Linked DNA regions of Homo sapiens: regions 2, 3, 4 and 5 are each linked to region 1. A link is a contact called in ENCODE Hi-C or POLR2A ChIA-PET data. All regions are on one chromosome and are shown on one strand. The core of a region is the stretch at or near the end of the contact, and the rest is flanking DNA. Distances in the headings are between cores, read along the strand shown. Region 1 has its middle 28 kb from the start of NFIL3. Region 2 has its middle 73 kb from the start of LINC02957. Region 3 has its middle 39 kb from the start of LINC02957. Region 4 overlaps LINC02937 (long intergenic non-protein coding RNA 2937). Region 5 overlaps LINC02937 (long intergenic non-protein coding RNA 2937).

The links. A loop is a pair of places that touch in the nucleus more often than their neighbours do. ChIA-PET counts read pairs that join two places held with the same protein, here RNA polymerase II (POLR2A). Pooled maps may share reads with other maps.
Region 2: a loop to region 1 is called in a pooled map, with 2.9 times the contacts of the local background. The contact joins two enhancer-like sites. A Hi-C loop is called at or near these places in 6 of 50 pooled maps. POLR2A ChIA-PET finds 5 or more read pairs at or near these places in 2 of 52 experiments (MCF 10A and RWPE1).
Region 3: a pooled map shows a loop between it and region 1 (2.7-fold over the local background). The contact joins two enhancer-like sites. A Hi-C loop is called at or near these places in 7 of 50 pooled maps. POLR2A ChIA-PET finds 5 or more read pairs at or near these places in 2 of 52 experiments (CD8-positive, alpha-beta memory T cell and Panc1).
Region 4: a pooled map shows a loop between it and region 1 (8-fold over the local background). The contact joins two enhancer-like sites. A Hi-C loop is called at or near these places in 5 of 50 pooled maps. POLR2A ChIA-PET finds 5 or more read pairs at or near these places in 5 of 52 experiments (B cell, GM12878, activated CD8-positive, alpha-beta memory T cell and 1 more).
Region 5: a loop to region 1 is called in a pooled map, with 10 times the contacts of the local background. The contact joins two enhancer-like sites. A Hi-C loop is called at or near these places in 1 of 37 single-sample maps with no recorded cell type and 9 of 50 pooled maps. POLR2A ChIA-PET finds 5 or more read pairs at or near these places in 6 of 52 experiments (BJ, Caco-2, IMR-90 and 2 more).

Annotation. Positions count from the first base shown.
Region 1 is chr9:91,394,650-91,397,281 of GRCh38, reverse strand. No RefSeq gene overlaps it. Among named protein-coding and RNA genes, the nearest start is that of NFIL3, 28 kb to the left of the region's middle. Within about 2 kb of position 1,306, at least 5 of the 41 ENCODE cell types and tissues checked have a DNase peak (open chromatin) inside an H3K27ac peak, as active enhancers do.
Region 2 is chr9:90,922,675-90,925,306 of GRCh38, reverse strand. No RefSeq gene overlaps it. Among named protein-coding and RNA genes, the nearest start is that of LINC02957, 73 kb to the left of the region's middle. RefSeq lists an enhancer at 1,073-1,122. Within about 2 kb of position 1,291, at least 4 of the 41 ENCODE cell types and tissues checked have a DNase peak (open chromatin) inside an H3K27ac peak, as active enhancers do.
Region 3 is chr9:91,034,259-91,036,890 of GRCh38, reverse strand. No RefSeq gene overlaps it. Among named protein-coding and RNA genes, the nearest start is that of LINC02957, 39 kb to the right of the region's middle. RefSeq lists enhancers at 1,005-1,054, 1,065-1,114, 1,225-1,484. Within about 2 kb of position 1,335, at least 3 of the 41 ENCODE cell types and tissues checked have a DNase peak (open chromatin) inside an H3K27ac peak, as active enhancers do.
Region 4 is chr9:91,098,909-91,101,540 of GRCh38, reverse strand. The region is part of intron 4 of LINC02937 (long intergenic non-protein coding RNA 2937); the gene reads left to right. Among named protein-coding and RNA genes, the nearest start is that of LINC00484, 19 kb to the left of the region's middle. Within about 2 kb of position 1,305, at least 21 of the 41 ENCODE cell types and tissues checked have a DNase peak (open chromatin) inside an H3K27ac peak, as active enhancers do.
Region 5 is chr9:91,130,381-91,133,012 of GRCh38, reverse strand. The region is part of intron 1 of LINC02937 (long intergenic non-protein coding RNA 2937); the gene reads left to right. The region is part of intron 2 of LINC00484 (long intergenic non-protein coding RNA 484); the gene reads right to left. Among named protein-coding and RNA genes, the nearest start is that of LINC00484, 13 kb to the right of the region's middle. Within about 2 kb of position 1,337, at least 9 of the 41 ENCODE cell types and tissues checked have a DNase peak (open chromatin) inside an H3K27ac peak, as active enhancers do.

The DNA of each region.
Region 1 (2,632 bases), core at 57-2,556:
GTTTAATGAGGCAATGGGAAACTACATAAAGTTTGGCTTTGAATCCATCAGGAATTGTGTTGATTCAAGGCACCAGAAAGCTCCTTATAGAATATAAGGCCAAAGAATATAAGATCCCCCTGTATTTTATTTTATTTTATAATTTTTTGAGACGGAGTTTCGCTTGTGTTGCCCAGACTGGAGTGCAATGGTGTGATCTTGGCTCACTGCAACCGCCGCCTCTCAGGTTCAAGCGAATTCTCCTGCCTCAGCATCCTGAGTAGCTGGGATTACAAGCATGTGCCACTACACCAGGCTAATTTTTTTTTTTTTTGTATTTTTAGTAGAGACGGGGTTTCACTATGTTGACCAGGCTGGTCCCGAACTCCTGACCTCAGGCGACCCACTCTCCTAGGCCTCCCAAAGTGCTGGGATTACAGGTGTGAGCTACCGTGCCCGGCCAAGTTCCCCCTTTAAAATTTGTAAATTCTTTCAGGGCTAGCATTCAAATAGGCTTTGAGGGAAAGCAATCACCTATTAAATTCTTTGTGAGAAACATCTCTGGATTAAACTTGAGAGGGATTCCATCTGGTCTCTGACCTTTGAGCTTCTTTATAATTACAACTGACCCCAAAGTCATTGTATTTTGCAGTTTTCTACCTTGGGTTCCAGCAGCCTTCATGATATTTGTAAGATATTAAAATTACCATCTGCTATTGCTTACTATGTCTTAGGCTTCTGATGTGATAAAAGTATTAATTATTTTAAGCAGTACATTTTTAAACTTCTTATCCTCTTTTATGAATGCTCACTAATGAATTCTTATTAAGCCATTAAGGTAAGTATGGTAATTTATTATTACATTTTTTTTCCTATAAAATGGGAACAGCTTGTCTGGATTTGCATCTATAATGGTAACAGTAGCTTCAAGAACATCTGCTTTGGTGTTAACTTCTAATAGGCCTTGCGTGGAGCAATCTGTTCTCCATGTATGGGACCCAGTCATTACTCACGTTCCTGAGAAAAGATGGCACCAAGTCAACTACTGCTGGTTTTATTTGTATTATTTTTAAGTCATTTTATTTTTTGCTGTAGATATCCTGTAATTGAAACATACTACTTACTTATAAGAATTCTACTAAAATTCCACTTCTATACTAGGACTAAAGTATTAAATTAGGAAGAAACATACATAGTACATTCAAATAATGCATATTTCATGAATCTTTGAGGTATTCTTGCCATTTGAGGAATTCCTGAAATGAGTCATAACCCACAGGATACATATCCGCAGAACTTTTGTTTTGTGACTTGCAGCAGCAAGTCGCTTACAACCAGTTTTACACATGTTTGTCTGGTTTAACTTCCTAAAATACAAATGTGGTCAACCCAATCTTCTGATTTCTTACTTTACAGACTAAGCTTTGCTATTCAAAGTGTGGTCCAGGCTCCAGCAGCGAGAATCTGACATGGAATCTTCTAGAAATGCAGACTAGCAGGCCCCTCTCAGAATCAGAATCTGCACTCTAACAAAATCCCCAGGTGATACATCATACTCATTAAAATGTGAGAAGTAAGATCTATAGGAACGGCCCCCAAAAAAGTCTGTCTTGGTGAAACTAGTGAAAAATGAAGAACCACAAAACAGTGAGTTTGTCATAAAGCTAAAGGTATCTAACGTTTTTAGTAGACAAGTATGAAATCTCCCCCTCCCTGCACTGCCACACTCCAATCTCTTTTCCATCCTCAGCGTCCTTGTTCCCACCTTGCACAACTCTGGGCCTCTGCACATGAAGCTTCTTCCATTGGGAATCCCCATCCCTGTCTGACAAACTCCTTTGAATTCTTCAAGACCCACTCAGTTTCTACCACATCTGTAAAGACATTCTCAGTGGTGTCCCTACAATGCCGTACTCATGCTGTGATTATAGTGTTTCTCACATTATATAAAATGTTGTTCATGTGTCTGTCAACACACCTAGACCATGTGCTCCTCAAAAGCAGGACTGTGTCCTCTCCGTCATTGTCTCCTCAACTCCTAAGAAAGACAGACACAAACTAGTTGCTCAATATGTTTGCTGAATGAATGTGACCTATGTGGAAATAAGCACCAGCAGAGACAGTTATTGTGAAATACTCCATTTGATAGGTTGAATGTGGTACATAGAAAGGCTGTCGGTTCAGGAGACCACTTGCTAGAAGACTTTGGTCAAGTCACTTAATCCTTCTGTGCCTCAGTTTCTTCACTTGTAAAATAAGAATACCTGATTTCTCTGAATGCATTGGATTATTCTGAGGGTAAAATGCAAGGAATTATAAAAGAATCTTTAAAAGTTAAAAAGCAGGAACATCAAACACATGGTTAAACATCAATATGAGGCAGTAATCTTTTTTTTAATGTACCATTAGAATGAAGACATACTATATATGAGTATTTGTGGCTCTTTTGGTTTTCTAGAGCTGCTGTAACAAAGTCCCACAGTCTGGAGGCTTAAACAACAAAAAATCTATTTTCTTGTAGTTCTGGAGGCTAGAAGTTTAAGATAAGGTGTTGGCAGGGTTGGCTCCTTCTGAAGCCTCTCTCCTTGGCTTGCAGATAGATGACGTCTTCTCCCTGCATCTTCACATGGTCTTCTGTGTGTGTCTGTGTCCT
Region 2 (2,632 bases), core at 42-2,541, 470 kb after region 1:
GAGTGCAGTGGCATTATCGCGGCTCACTGCAACCTCTGCTCAAGCGATTCTCCTGCCTCAGCCTCCTGAGTAGCTGGGATTACAGGCACACGCCACTACCCCTGGCTAATTTTTGTATTTTATTTTTTTTAGTAGAAATGGAGTTTCACCATGTTGGCCAGGCTGGTCTCAAACTCCTGACCTCAATGATCCACCCACCACGGCCTCCCAAAGTGCTAGGATTATTGGCATGAGCCACTGCGCCAGGCCCTTAAATTCTTTTTGAAATGGGCTCTTGTTCTGTCTCCCAGGCTGGAGTATAGTGGCATGATCATATCTCACTGCAGCCTTGACCTCCTGGGCTCAAGCAATCTTCCTACCTCACCATAAATTTAAACATGAAAAAGAGCAAGGACAGTTCTGCTGTGGGGCATGCAGACATAAAGCTCCAGTGGGCCTTGTAAAGGCAGAGCCGTCTTCAGACACCACCACCCTTGCCCCACAGCACTTCCCTCACTGCCCTGTGCTCTGGTCCCTATGCCCCTTCTTAGGGAATGTGAGTGCTTCACTCAGGGATAAGAGGGCCTGGCACTTGGCAGAGGCCACCGGCCCTGGCCCTTGAACTGTGATGGGATCCCTAAGCGCTTTCCCTACGGTGTCAGGGCTCTGAAGTTGCCAAGAGGACAACAGAAAAACGTGTTGGTGTGGTGGTGGTTGTTTTCAACATGAAAACTCCAGATTATCCGGAACAATGGTAACCCCCAAGAGCATGTGGACTTTTGACGAGGAGGATCCAGGGATTCTTCTAGAAGGTATTCAAAAGGACAAGGAGAGCAAAGTTTATGAGATCAGAGAGATCAAAGACCTGAAGGGCAGTGCTTGGTCCCAGGGTCCTAGGAGGAGAGAACCCCAGGAAGAGGAGGGAATGTCGCAGAGCCAAGGAAATATGCTCCCAACTTGCAAACTTTCAAAAGTTATAATCCAGCATTTAAAAAATTATTACTGATACATTTGATTCATGAAAAACTGACTGTTCCTGAGGAAGAAACTCAATTACCTCTTAGAAACTCTTAAAAAAAAATCATCCCTAGACAAAAGAAGAAAAACCAATTCAAAACTTCCACTTCCTCATTTCTTTGCGGCATCTCAAGTGCCCTTAAGGAAAACACACACACACACACACACACACACACACACACACTGAGACACACAGACCTATTTAAAAACAACAGGTATTTTCACATTGGTGCTCTGACCTATTTCTGGATTAGAAACTGGATTGCATGTCCACAAAGCCATCTCCCCACCTGGTGTTTGCTCTACACAGCGGTTGGGAAAGTACAGCCTCAGGGTCTAACAGAAAATGCATCTCTTCTTCTTTTTTATGATCGAATGCCATGAATTTACTAGTTTATAGCATCTACTTTTGCATTATATACGGAGGCCAAGATTGGAGCTTAGCCCAGTCTTTTCTGGAAATGGTTCTTTTGAAATCAGCAAGTCCGCTTAAATAAAAGAAATATTCCTCTGCCTTCCCTGGTGACTTGCATCCTCATTTTCATTCTTTTTCAAGACTTTGTCAAGAAGTCAGTAATAGGAGGTCTGTTCCCATTAAAGAGTGTGGTAGTGTGTAAGTCCCTGTGAGTCTATCTGCCATGAGGACCCTTCCATATGTAGAAACATGACAAAATAAATATTTAGGAAGGAATTTCAAAGAAGTTCAAATCTAGATATCCTCATCAGGGATAATACAGGAGCTTGAAATACATGTGCAGATCACCTGGTTCATTAACTGTTGAGACATGGGCTGTGAGGATCCAGGATCGCTCAGCCCAGCAATCACAGAGAAGGCCCACTGTGTGGTGAGGCTGCAGAGGGAACACCAAGGGTCCAAGCGGGCACCTCTAGGGTTGCAGGGCATCTCTGCCTCAATTATTGCCTTTCCACTGTGGATTTACACACTGTATTTCCACAAATAAAATTTTATTTTACAACATTTATCTATGCTAAAAAGAGTTGAAAACCACTGATCTATTTGAGGCCTTTATTTCACTTGAGCAGGGAGAAACATGACTGGTCAGGGATTCTCAAAGAGGAAGATAATCAGATAGATGAGAGCTGTCAAACATGTCAGCAAAATGAATGCTACGAAACAGTGGCATTCAACTTCAACAAACGGAACTCTCCCTGCTCAAGGAAACAGCTAAACACAGCAGTTTAAAGTTTTAAAGGTGATCATATTTAACATGTTTGAGAAGATTAGAGAATGTAAACTATCCTTGAAACAAGAAGAGGCTGTTACAAAAAAGAACTATAAAACTTTGAAATTTAAAAGATGATTGTTAATGAAACCTAGCAAAACAGACGTGATTGAAGAATAAATTAGTGAACTGAAAGACCAAGGGGTTCTTGTAGAATGTCATTCATGGGGACAAAGAAATCCAAGTAAGAGACAATTGACACGAGCGGGAGCTAGACGTTTCTTTATGTATTTACTAGGAGTTCCAGGAGGAGAGAACAGAGAGACTTGAGGGAGGAAAATAATTAAATAACTGATAGAAGAAAATTGATCAGAACTTTTCCAGTTCAAAAGCAGGGCCAGCTTCCTGGATATGTGGCCCTTGTGGTCACGTAAGGCTCTAAGCTCAGAAGG
Region 3 (2,632 bases), core at 86-2,585, 360 kb after region 1:
CCGAACCTGGTGAGCCGAGCACTACGGCTGTGTAAAAATACAGTTGCTTCCACGGAAGCCCTGCAGTACCCTCTCCACGGACTCTTCACCCATGCTAACTGGTGGTGGATGTGATCCTCAAACAATTTAAACGTGGTTTGAATTTTGCCTCACTCTTATTCAGAAGGCCGTGCTGGCATTTCTGGAAATGGTGTGAGTGAGATGGGCGAGGGGGCTGGCCTGCACTCTCATGAGCGGGCGGCTGAGCATGGTGCTCTGAAGGGCATCTTCCTGAGCCTGGGTGGCTAGGGGTGATGGGGCAGGAGGAGGAGGGCTTGATATTGTGGCTGGTGGTCCCTGTAGTCTCACAGGTGCCTTCAGTGGAAGGGAATGTTGGCCCACGTGGCTGAGGCATGGTGAATCGGGGAGCGGTGGCTGGTCTGCTGGACAAGCAGGTGCTGCCAGGCTGTGACGGCATCAAGAAGTCCAGGGTTTATTTGCTCCTGTGGGACCTGAGGCATCCAAAGCTGCCCTGAACTGCCCACCTCCTGCATTGCTCTAACAACTCGCGCCCAGCCCCCAGGAGGGGAGGGCAGAAGGCAGCCCTGCTCTGAAACAGGGGTTTCAGGGGATAGTGAGGATAGTGGGGGCAACAGTATCAGGAGACTATCCTGAGGAATTAGTTTCTGAGTAAAAAGAAAAATAGAATATGTATTCTTTCTCTCCCGTCCACACCTGTCTTTGCTCAGGACAGAAAACAGGTAGAACCTGTCATTTTGGAGCCTGTACCTCACCGTAAACAAATACATTAGCATTACGGTTTTATGCCTCGTCTCTTGTGATGGGCAGGGGGACCTGGGCCCATCTGCTGTTGGCCATGTGGGACAGACTCCGTCCTCCAGGCCTGGGGGCCACACCTGCTGGACTATGGCCGTGCCTCCCTCGGGTCCAGCTGGAAGTGGCTTCGGGGCAGCTACGGTTCTACATGCCAGAGAGCCCTTGTGTGTATTTGATGGCCAAACCTTTCAGGTTTTTCTTGTGCGTTTGTGATGTTGGGGTGGGTTTAGGAGTAGATTATACAGCAGGCAGGAGGAAGTTATTTTTTACAGTCAGCAGAGGCCGAAAACTGTTTTGTTTTGCAAAACAACCCCAGGCGCTATTTTGGTTGAGGAAAGATGGTTTCAAAAGTAAAATTGTGAGACGAGAAGCTAACTTCTTCCACTTGTGGAACATCCTGTGTCAGGCATGAGAAAGGCAAGAGGGGCCCATGAGCTGAAGAGGTGGCCCAGAATGTTTCTGTGGCCAGGCAGCGGCGGAGGGCTTTTAGGGACAGGTGCCTGCTGGCCAACTCTTAGGGTGGCTGGGACATGCAGGGTGCTGTCCTGTGGCTTCCAGATGTTCTGCAAAAGTCTGGGACATATGACTGTCCTTGTGGGAGGATGCCCGGAGGAGTTTTGTTTAGTGAGCGGCATGCCATATTTGGGTTGCCAATTTGAAGACAGAAGAAGACAGCCCTGGGAGATGGGAGGCTTGAGGGCCTGAGAGGCACCTGTCCTTGAGCTTCTGCCCCTCAGGAAGACAGCACAGGGCTGTTAACTGTCACAGAGGCCCGGGTTTCCCACGTGCTGGGCTGTTATTTTCACAGCACCCAGCAAGAAAGTGTCAGCGGCTGGCTGGGTGCGGTGGCTCATGCCTGTAATCCTAGCACTTTGGGAGCCCCAGGCAGGCAGATAACCTGAGGTCAGGAGTTCAAGACTAGTGTGGCCAACACGGCGAAACCCCATCTCTACTAAAAATACAAACATTAGCCAGGTGTGGTAGTGTGCACCCATAGACCCAGCTACTTGAGAGGCTGAGGCACGAGCGTTGCTTGAACCTGGGAGGCGGAGGTTGCAGTGAGCTGAGATCACGCCGCTGCACTCCAGTCTGGGTGACAGAGTGAGACTCCATCTCAAAAAAAAATTTATAATAATAAAAAAGAAAGTGTCAGAGGCTGCTTTTTGCAGAGGAGGAAACTGAGAATGTGGGAGGCTCCCTGAGTCACTTGACCACCTGGGCAGGTAGGAGGATCAGATTCAGGATCAGAGGAAGGCTGGTTTAATGTTTCAGTAGCTTATTTTGCTTCTGGACATGATCACGTGCATGCAGTCTGTGATAAACACTGCGTCCTTGGTGAGTGAGGAAGAAGGAAGGACACCTGCTTGTGACTGAACAACGAGTGGCCTACATGTCTGTGGTGCTAACCCAAGCTGGTGGGAAAGCTGAAGCTGCTCCTGTGTCCCCAGGCAACTGCGTCTGTCCAGCACTGGCAAGGCTGGGGAGTGGAGGCCGGGGAAGAGGAACGACGGAGGTTCTCAGCGCGCTTCCCCAGATGCTCCCACCAGCATCTGGGTCTGCAGCAAGGAAAGATGGTTCTCCAGGGCCCACTGCAAAGTCCCTGTAAATCTCTCTCTTTTTTTTTTTTTTTTTTTTTGGGATGGAGTCTCGCTCTGTCACCCAGGCTGGAGTGCAGTGGCACGAGCTTGGCTCACTGCAACCTCCTCCACCCAGGTTCAAGTCATTCTCCTGCCTCAGCTTCCCAAGTAGCTGGGACTACAGGTGTGCACCATCAAGACCAGCTAATTTTTGTATTTTTAGTAGATACGAGGTTTCA
Region 4 (2,632 bases), core at 56-2,555, 300 kb after region 1:
GTTCATCTGGGACAACTGGGCAGGGGGCTATCGCTGCAGCCAGCCCCTTCCTGGGTGTACTGATGAATCAGGCTTCCCTGGGGCTCTGGGGAGGGTGATACCCCTTGCCCTCCCCTTCCAGAGCCTTGTGCACTCCAGGTGCTCACCCTGGAGCTGCCTCCCTCCAGTCTTCCAGACTCAGGCTTAGCTGCCTCTCAGCAGCATTTCCCTTTGCCCACAGAGGCCTCCTCTCCTCTCCCAGCTGAGTGTTCACCACTCTTTATTTTATTTTAAACTTTGTTTGGGTTAAAGTGTTTTCTTTCCTCCCTGACCGTTTTTCTCATCTTCTGCTGCCTTTTCCTTCCAGTTGCGGGTTCTTAGGTTCTGAGCCTGGGAAGCTCAACAGTCCATCTGGTGTTTGTAGATGGCCTCAGGGGACCTGACGCATGTCCACATGCCCTTTGGAGCTGAGGGGTGGATAGGACACCTGGGGGCACACAGTCCCCCACCCCGTGCTGCTGGGACAGGACACACTGACCCGAGGCCCCTTCCGGCTTCCTGTGTGGCTCCTGGCCTGGCCATGGGAGTTATGAAATCAGAACTGGTGACTGCCACATGCCTGGGGCCTCAGCCACAGCCAAAACCTAAACCAAATGAAGTCAAATCCCCACCTTAACCCATCTGGAAACAAAAACAGTCCCAAAGAAGAGAGAGACGTGAGCCATTTTGGACAGGTGTGTGATTCTGAAATTGAGGGAATGAGCAAGAAACAGAAATGCGCTCACCAGACCAGTTGCTGCATCCACTGGGCAGTCTGGAGCCGTGTGTGTGTGTGTGTGTGTGTGTGTGTGTGTGTGTGTGTGACGCTGACGAAGAGTTTTGAAACACTGAACTGACAGGGACTTAGAGGTGGAACTGTGTGACCAAATGCTTTTAAAAACGATTAAACTAACTTTACAGAATTCATCCTGAGGAGGGAGAAATGGGCCCTGTTGTAAGGCTCTGGATGTGGGAATTAAAATGCAGGTACTGGCTTGGCCCAAGAGCTGAATGCACTCTTAAGGAAACTGAATCTTTGCCACAGTCGGCAAGCTCAACAGCGATGATTAAACATTTAATCAGACACATGATACTTTGTTGTGTGTTCATTGTGGCTACAGGAAAGGGTGCTGTAACAGATCTTTAAATAGCAAACCCGCGGCTAAATTTCACTTCATCCATCAAAGGCTGCTGCTATGCAATGACCTAATTTTAGCAGCTTATCAATCCCCCAGTGCTTGTTAGTTGATGTAACTTTGATCCTCTGATGCTAGATGACTTTTGTGCTGAATATAGCTAGAATTTAATATGAATCACTTGGATGGCTGCCCAGCTGAGCTCAACTGTATGAGAGAGAGAGAGAGAGAGAGAGAGAGAGAGAGAGAGAGAGAAATAGAGGATTCGGGCTACCGAGGTGAATAATAATATACACATAGGCTTCCTTTTTTTTCTGGGGCAATCAACTCCATATCTCTAGGCATGTATTTCAAGCACAATACCCTTGGACTTTTGCTTTATTTCTCCCTCCTAAACAATGAGACTCTTCTCCCGGCAAACATACATAGGAGGTAATAATAAGCTGCTACTGCCAAGATCTGATGACAGTGTCAATAATTGCAAGACATTTTAAATGAATTTTTTCTAAGCAAATCATTGCCTTTTGCAGTGAGCGTTTATTTCTACATAGGAAGAGAGGAGCTGAGATGTTACGAAGGAGCAGAGAATATCTTTAACAGCCCTCCTCCTCTTTCATTTTCTAAATTATTAGATTGTGCTTTTTTGGCTTTCCTACTGTCTGGCTTCTCATCTGAATTTTGAGATTTCCTTCCATCCTTCTGGCTCTTTGGCAGAACCACCTGTGTCCCAGGCATCCTTCCTGGACGGATGTGGCTGTTGCCTCACTCTTCTCCATTTGCCCTCATTGACATTATTTCTACCCATAAAATAGGGTCCTGTGGTTTATGTTCTTCATTTTCTGAACCTGGCAGGAAAGCTTCCTAGACAGGAGGCCTGGGCAGACACTGAAACACACCGGACTCCTGGATGGGCCTGGCCCCGGACAGCTTGCTGGGGTCTTGCCCACCCTGTCACTCCACCACTTTCTCATCCAAGTTGGGAGAGTCTTTTCATTTCCTCTAATTTCTCCTTCCAGGATTTAACCACTGCCTGCTTAAAACCTCCTCCACTGCAGATTGGGGGTGGGGGGGTTGGGAGGAAATACAGCTTAATCTGACTTGGCCACTGGTTAGCAGCTTGGTAGAGGAGGAAACAGGACTCCCCATCTCAGGGAAGTCTGTGGATCTCAGGGTATTTCATCTCCCTGGGATTCCTGTGCTATTATCTAGGGTGTCCTTTGAAGAAGCTGTCATGGTACAGGAGGCCTTTTCAATGGATATAAGATGCCTTAAGATCCTGAGAAGAAAGATTCCTTTAAAAAGAGATAATAAGCTTCTGTAATAAAATGTCCCAAATGAAATTTACTTTAAATACACACACTGTTCAAACTAGCTTCTAGGTAGCTTGAGAAATGGCAGTGCCACAGCAGCGGTCCCCAACCTTTTTGGCGCCTGGGACCGGTTTTGTGGAAAACAGTTTTTCCATGGATGGGGGTAGG
Region 5 (2,632 bases), core at 88-2,587, 260 kb after region 1:
TAGAAAAGAAACATGGTATTGGGCAGCCTGCTCTACTTAATAGTAAAACTTATTATACTCTAAAGCTACTGTAATCAGAGTAGAATGGGTAGGAAAAAAATGAAAGAGGCCCATAGACCAGAAATAGGTCCAAATATATATGGGATTTTAATATATTTTCTTTTCTTTCTCTTTCTTCCTTTTTTCTTTCTTTCCTTTTTCTTTTCTTTCTTCCTTTCTTTCCTTCCTTCCTTTCTTCGTTCCTTCCTTGCATCCTTCCTTCCTTCCTTTTTCTTTCTTTTTCTTTCTTTTTCTTTCTCTTTCTTTCCCTTCCTTCTCCCTTCGCTCCCTTTCCTTCCTTCTCCCTTTCCCTCCCCTCCCCCCCTCCCCTCCCCTCCCTTCCCCTTCCTTTCCCTTCCCTTCCTTCTACACAGTTTTGCTCTATCACCTAAGCTGGAGTGCAGTGGTATAATCCTGGCACACTGCAACCTCCGCCTCTTGGGTTCAAGTGATTCTCGTGCCTCAGCTTCCTGAGTAGCTGGAATTACAGGTGCACACCACCACGCCTGCCTAATTTTTGTATTTTCAGTAGAGATGGGGTTTCGCCATGTTGGCCAGGCTGGTCTTGAACTCCTGGCCTCAAGTGATCCACCTGCCTCAGCTTCCCAAAGTGCTGGGATTACAAGCATGAGTTACCTTACCCGGCTGGGAATTTAATATATGTTAAAGCAACATTTTAATTGAGTGAGACACAGTCGGCCCTGCAAAAAATCCTTGCCGAATGAATGAAGGCTTGTGAGAGTTTGAGGGAAGAAAAAGGCTCTCCATGCATTGCTAGTGGGAATGCGATTGTTAAAATAGTTATGGAAAGTAATACAAGAGTATTTATTAAAATAAGAATGTTTCATCATAACAATCCTTCCTTTTAGAGACTGTTCTTCAGGAACAAAAATGCCAATAGATAAAGATATATTTATTGCTTATAATGGCAAAAAGTGGAAATGATACAAATATTCATCAAAAAAAGATTGGTCGACTAAACCAGAATACAATCATACTATAGAATATCGGAATAGAATGCAGCTCTCTAAACGTTAGGTAGAATTCTATATCTCTGTATCCAAGAAATACCCATGATGAATTGTTAAATGAAAAAGCAAGTTTCAGAATATGATAATATTTGTGATCTGAGTCCATTTCTCTGTGCGTGTAGGAGAGAGAACCACAGGCCTCTGTGGTCCGTATGTGCACGGTGAGCGTGCAGGAGGCTGCATGCCAATGCTGTCAATGGGGTGGGGATGAACTGTGGCAGGATGAGTCATTTATTGCTGTTTCCTTTATACATGTTCTTTCTTTGACTTATTACAATGAGCACGTACTACTTTCGTCATTTCATAAAATCCAGTAACAGCTTCTCTGCAAAGCCCTCCAAATAAATAAAAAGTCTGTGTCCTTCCAAGAGCGGTACTGAAGTGGTTTAAAGCTCCCCAACTCTGGCTGGCACTGGACAGGAGCCTGGGGGTTGACCGGGGGAATGGGGAGAAGGAAGATTCAGGCTCTATCCTGGTGACAAGGGAGCATACCTGAGCTTGCCTGACCCAGATGTCTTTTTCTGTAGTAACTTTTAATTTTGATATACTTTTAGACTTACAGAAAGGTTGCAAAAAAAAAAAAATCAGAGTGACTATATAACCTTCATCTATAAAAAATCAGGGGCCAACACTGGTGTAATGCTATTAACTACAGACTTCATTTAGGTTTTCCCATGTTCCTGTAACATCATTTAGCTGTCCCAGGATCCAATCCAGATCCCACAGTGCACTGAGCTCTTGCTCCTTAATATACTCCAATCTGGGATAGCTTCTCAGTCTTTCCTTGTTTCTCTTGATCTTGACACTTTTGAAGGGCACTGGTCAGTTATTTTGAAGAACGTCTTTCAATTTGGGTTTGTCTGATGTTTTCTTATGATTTGATGGAGAGTATGAGTTTTAGGCAAGAAGACCTCAGAAGTGCCTTTGTCAGTGCAGTGCAGCAGGGGCACGTGATGTAATATGTGTCATTGTTGGTTTTGTTAGCCTTGATCATTGGGTTAAGGTAGTGTCTGCTTCATTGCTTAGTGCACAAGTAGTAAATATCAATAAAAAATGTAAGACATAAGAAATACAATAAGAAATTATAAAGTAAACATAAATAAGAACTAGTTTTCCTTTTCTATTAATTTTTCCCTTTGTATGAATAGACATCTATATTTTTCACTCTGATTAATAGACATTTTGTGGGGAGATACTTTGGCACTAGGCAAATATCCCTTTTATCCACAAACATTTGGCAGACTTTGCCTGCAACCACCATTACTGTGGTGTTCACCAAATGATGATTTTGTATTTTCCTTATTCTTTCTGCATTTGTTAGTAGAATTCTTCCATATGACCTCTCTCTCCTCCCCCATTTACTTACCCATTTTATTCTGTTATTTATTCTACTCGTATGGACTCAAGATATTTATTTTATTCTATGTGACAAAGACATCTTATGACCAGTTTAAGTAAGGGACTTATGGACTATCTTCAATTGTCTCTCTGTGTGTGTATGAGTGTGTGTATAAGAGAGAGAATATGTAAATGGCATTTATGCAAGGTTTTATAGGGACACA